2 separate regions of the Homo sapiens genome follow, and region 1 is linked to region 2. A link is an interaction called in ENCODE POLR2A ChIA-PET data of the cell type or tissue named here. Cell type or tissue: Panc1. All regions are shown on one strand. Each heading gives the region's core, and the rest is flanking DNA. Links, peaks and the distances in the headings are about the cores only.

The links. Peaks named below come from ENCODE experiments on the same cell type or tissue, not always from the same donor. Only the 100,000 strongest peaks of a DNase experiment are listed, where the experiment ranks them.
Region 1: POLR2A ChIA-PET joins it to region 2 with 20 read pairs; 3 of 35 experiments call an interaction of 5 or more read pairs at or near these places.

The regions. Positions count from the first base shown.
Region 1 is chr16:69,639,465-69,642,384 of GRCh38, reverse strand. All of the region lies in intron 3 of NFAT5 (nuclear factor of activated T cells 5), which reads right to left. Among named protein-coding and RNA genes, the nearest start is that of SNORD13H, 68 kb to the left of the region's middle. In Panc1, for the core only: no CTCF peak of the experiment used is centred there; no DNase peak of the experiment used is centred there.
Region 2 is chr16:69,455,473-69,458,392 of GRCh38, reverse strand. The region is part of intron 3 of CYB5B (cytochrome b5 type B); the gene reads right to left. Among named protein-coding and RNA genes, the nearest start is that of CYB5B, 32 kb to the right of the region's middle. In Panc1, for the core only: no CTCF peak of the experiment used is centred there; no DNase peak of the experiment used is centred there; H3K27ac peaks cover 1,075 bases.

The DNA of each region.
Region 1 (2,920 bases), core at 334-2,833, 180 kb before region 2:
GGTAAAGTGTCATATGTAAAGTATCCTGTATTTAAGTCTGTTTGCCACTATTAACAGTAGCCAGTTATCAGACCAAATGCCAGTAACGATGGTGAACTTGAATTGTACATACAGCTTCTTTTAAGAATTGATGGAAACTATAAATACTCAAAAATAGTTGAGATTCAAAGACTGGCAGATATTAAATAATGTCTACATGGAATATGAATATCCCAGAATCTGCAATTTAATAAAAGATGAAACAGGATTTTATTTACTTTCTTTACTTTCTTTTTTGTTTTCTTTGTTGAGACAGTCTTGCTCTGTTGCCCAGGCTGGAGTGTAGGGGCACGATCACAACCCACTGCAGCCTCGACCTCCTGGGCTCAAGCGATCATCCCACCTCAGCCTCCTGAATAGCTAGGACTACAGGTATGCACCACCATACCTGGCTAATTTTTGTATTTTTTTGTAGAGATAGGGTTTCACCATGTTGCCCAGGCTGGTTTTGAACTCCTAGGCTCAAGGGATTCTCCCACCTCAGCCTCCCAAAGTGCTAGGATTACAGGCATGAGGCACCATGCCCAGACTGAAATAAGATTTTAAACGATACCATTTATAGAAACCCATGTAGATTTTATATACTCCTTGCTTAAACTGTATTTTAAACTTAAGAACTATCAGCTCTAGATTTGTCAACTAGAAATTATTTTAACTACCATAATATATTAGTGCTTAAAATATCATAAAAAAGATATACTTTATATGGAACTAAAAACTTTTAATAGAAAGCTTTGAAATTAGAAATATTTGCTGAAGTCCTCAAAAGAAAGAAATACCTTTCACTGCTTTAAAATATATGACAGAAATGATATTTAATTTCCAAGCTTCCAAGATTAAAATTTGATCCCTAACATTTGAATATGTACATATTTTATAATTTTTCAACATCTGTGCAAAATTGAGTTTTCTAAAAAAGCTAGTTTAAAAAAAGCCATAAAATTTTGCAAGAGTGCTAAGTGAACAAATAGTGGAACAAAGAAGGAATAAATTATTGACTATTCAAAAATAATCATTAAAAAAAAGATATTTGGAAACAATTTCCTTTTTTTTTTTTTTTTTTTTTTTGAGACGGAGTCTCACTCTGTTGCCCAGGCTGGAATGCAGTGGCACAATCTTGGCTCACTGCAACCTCTGCCTCCCAGGTAAAAGCGATTCTCCTGCCTCAGCCTCCCGAGTAGCTGGGACTACAGGTGCCCGCCACCACACCTGGCTAATTTTTGTATTTTTAGTAGAGACGGGGTTTCACCGTATTGGCCAGGCTGGTCTCAAATTCCTGACCTTGTGTTCTGCCCACTTTGGCCTCTCAAAGTGCTGGGATTACAGGTGTGAGCCACCGTGCCCGGCCTTTTTTTTTTTCTTTTGAGATGGAGTTTCGCTCCTGTTGCCCCCGCTGGAGTACAATGGCACGATTTTGGCTCACTGCAACCTCTACCTCCCAGAGTCAAGCGATTCTTCTGCCTCAGCCACCCAAGTAGCTGGGATTACAGGCATGCACCACCACGCCCGGCTAATTCTGTATTTTTAGTAGAGACAGGGTTTCACCATGTTGGTCAGGCTGGTCTCGAACTCCTGACCTCAGCTGATCCGCCTGCCTCAGCCTCCCATAGTGCTGGGATTACAGGCGTGAACCACTGTGCCTGGCCAGAAACTATTTCTGATCTAAAACACATAATGTTCAACCTTCGTTATTTCTTCTTAAGCATTATATTTTTCTTACTGGTAACAATGACCAACTCTGAAGTTCTCATCTGATAAAAGTCACCAGATACAAGGACATATTTTCAGATTAAAGAAGAAAGATATTCAGAGAAAAAAGCTGTAAGGCCAACACTCATGTTGCCAAGAGATTGAAATATCTAGAACACACAAAGTGGCTGCAAACCTGCTTTGTCGACACCTTACATGCCAACCTTCATTTTCTACTTTTCTTCTTTTTCTTATAATATTAATGCAAAGTTTAAAACTTTACAAAAAGTTTTAGTTTCAATCAGTATCAATCCACTATTTAGAAACAAACAAACAAAAAGTAAGAAAGGAAGAGAGAAAGAAAGAAGGACTTATGAAGAAGTCTGAAAACGAGACCGACCTATACCCTGGGTGAGATTGGATGGGTTAAGTGTCTCTGGCACTATTTGTCTTCACTATTGACAGACACTGTCACACAACCCACCACACGATGCCTGTCTCTGAATGGCGAAGCTAGAATGCAAGTTAAGTGTATTAATAGAAAAAACAACTAGCATCCCAGCATATAAAATAAGCATTCCAGATTATTAAAAAAACAAAAATTGTAGGGCTGATCATTTACATGATTAAAACAGTTTCAATCTCCCATTTGTACTTTTCCCACCCAACATACGTTTACATGTTAAAATAAGCAATGTTTTAAAATGAACTTCAAAAAATTTAATTATTAACCTCTGAATGCATGTGGGGAAATTTCTTAGACAAAATTTTTGTGAACTCTTATTCACCAATTTGTTCTGTTTATAGATGCTCTCTAATCCATAAGCCAGAATTCTCTCTTTCAGGTGTTTTTCAGGCTGTTCCCTTACCCAAACTCTTTTGAAGCGTGGAAGAAGATATGTTCTGAGCAATGCACTTACACTGTAAAAAAACCTATATTTTAGCAGCAAAATAACCTTTCCATTTTTCAGACCACACTGACTCCTACATACTTCTTTATACTCCCCTTAAAAAGGATACCAATTTATACTTTTAATGATACATGCTACTTTGTATAATATGTTTGATCCTAGAGGCTCTATTTTTTTAAAAAAAATAATGAGCACTACTGCTGAAGCTGAAGGGTTTGTTTCTGATTTATTGCAGACATCTTTTTCTTCTCCAGTTCATCAAATTGCCATTCAGGGTTCTA
Region 2 (2,920 bases), core at 256-2,755:
TCTGTTTACATAAAATGTTCACAACAGGACAATCAATAGAGTTAGAAGTAGATTAGTAGTGGTTGCCTAGGGCTGGTGTGAGGAGGACGAGTTGTGGGGAAATGGAAAACGACTGCTAATGAATATGGGGTTTCTTCTTGGAGTGAGGAAATTGTTCTAAAATAGACTGCACAGTTCTGTAAATACACTAAAAACCATTGATTTGTACATTTTAAATAGGTAAACTGTATGGTATGTGAATTGTATCACGATAAAGCTGTTATTACAATTTTTTTACTCAATTCAAGTATCAAACGAGTTATTGATTCCATTAACCAGCTGTATAGTACAAAAGGCCTGCTAACTTACTGCCAGAGGACAATAACCCTTTAGCATAGGTTGCTGCTGCCCAAAATACCATCTTTGCAAAATGTAGAAGTATATCAGGGTATGAACATGGAATATTAGCTCTGCTTAACCACCGTTTTCAATAATCTCCAAGAATTTCCAGAAACCAATCACATTGGCCCCAATATACTTTAGAGCAGTCCATGAAATGAGTTTTAATTTCATATATCCAAAACACTGTCATGCAAATGAATACATGCCCCAAACCTGAAAGAAATTAGTCTGTAGGCAAGAAAAATGGCAAACGAAAGGTTTTAAAGAAACCATATTAACATACTTCTATACTTCTTTAAGACTTTAATGATTATCATTATCTGGGACATTTCAACTAGTCTAGTAAGGATCCGATTAATTAAAATGAGTTACAAGTCAATCTTTGAAAAATACAACAAATGTTACTATCTACAGATTCGGAAGGTAGGAGTGGTAGCGATGGTAGTATGTGCATCAAGTTAATTTATAATGCTGCCTTTTAAAATAAATATTCCACTACAGTAACCGAGAAATAATTGAATTCCATCAAGAAAATGTTCATGGTCTTTTATGCTTTAGCTACATAAATACCAATGATTTATAGACAAAAAATGTAGTTACTATTTTTAAAAGGGATAATTTGAAAGGCTTATATGAGAGCATCACAGCATAATATATGTATTATGATGTTTAATCTATAATTAGAGTAAAAATCATATACTTCATATAAATGGATTCTCTAAATTTCAAAGCTTTTAGCCTCTTTTACAATCAAAAGCCCTGGATCTCTGCTAAGTAGGGTGAGCCTTAGAAAAAGGTAATAAGCAACTGAAGAAGAAAGAGAACAAAGACAGCCAAAACCGTACTATGCTGAAATGTAAAAATTTCTAAACAATAAATAACTTAAAACATATGGTGTTCTTTGAACTAAGTACTGCAAAATGTGCCTGTTTTAAGATCAATCCATCCCTGGGGACGCAAAAAAAAGACCAACCTGTCTAACCCATTAAAGGAAAGAGAAGAGAAAGAGGCATACACTCCCTTTAGGATACTGATAGCCAAGTAGATGCAAACCATAGTGACCCCACTTTTAATCAAATACATAATAATCAAAGAGATGTTGAAGGCACAGCTCTTAGCAGCCAGGACTCTCAGCCAAATTTGGAAATAAACCAAATCGCTTGTTTTTAAACTGAAATGAAAAAAGTTCTATTAACACATAACCTCCCTTCACCTCCACCCTTCCCCTAGGCACAGTTCCCCCCAGTCTTCATTTCCACAGCTAAGCACTAGACTAAAGCTAATGGATGCTTAAGTGAAAAGCTTACAGTTTATAGTTGACTTTAATTTATCCCTTCAGGTATTGAGGCATATCTAGCTGGTTATGTCCATGCCCAGATTTTAATGCTCTCAATCTTTGGCCTGGAAAGTAATAATTGCAATACTATGATTTTAGTTACAAGTGGTGAATCAAATCCAAAGTTCTTCCAGCATAACCCCTACCAAGCAATTAATATGCATGCTTCTTTTTCTTCGAAAAGCTTAGAATACACTGGCAAACAACAAAATTGCTGTGAGTTTTGGTATTATAGGTTCTAAAACAAATTGCTGTTAAGTCTACTCTGACTTTAGCTCAAAACTCATGGAAATTAACTGTTTAAATAAAACTGGTTCCTCAAGTTCAAGGTTCATTAAGGCTTTAATTCCCCACTAAAATAAATAAGTAGGGCTGGGCACCTTGGTTCACATCTGGTGAATCCCAACACTGGGAAGGCTGAGGCAGGAGGATCACCTGAGCCCAGGAGTTCAAGGCTATAGTGAGCTAGGATTGTGCCACTGTACTCCAGCCTGGAGGACAGATCAAGACCCTGTCTCAAAAATAAATAAATATATTTATATACATATAAACACAAAAGACGGACTTTTTAGGGAAAAAGGAAATATTTTGTAATACCTGAATAGAATATTTATAAAGCTGCTCAAAATTAAAATTATATCTAATATCTTCAAGCCCAATGTTATAAATCAGTTTCCTCGTTTGTAAAACGAAAAGCTCAGATCAATGTGAATTCTAAAGTCATATTCAATTATCTCAACACAATTTTCTGAGCCAAGGACATTGTGGTGAAACCTAGAGCAGCAGGCTTCTAAAGGGTAGAGAGAAGAAAACACCATTCTCTTATGTCTAGGAAGACTGAAGAAGCACTACCGTAAGTAGATTTTTCTCTCTTCCACCAGCTACATAGAGGAGTAATTTCCCAGATCCTTGTCGCACCATAAGCACTGACCCAATTTGATAAGATTAAGAGAATGACAAAAAGGCCAGTCGCGGTGGCTCATGCCTGTAATCCCAGGCATGAATTACATGAGAGGCCAAGGTGGGCGGATCACGAGGTCAGGAGATCAAGATCATCCTGGCCAACATGGTGAAACCCCATCTCTACTAAAAATACAAAAATTAGCTGGGCATGGCAGTGTGTGCCTGTAATCCCAGCTACTCAGGAGGCTGAGGCAGAAGAATCGCTTGAACCCGGGAGGCAGAGGTTGCAGTGAGCCGAGA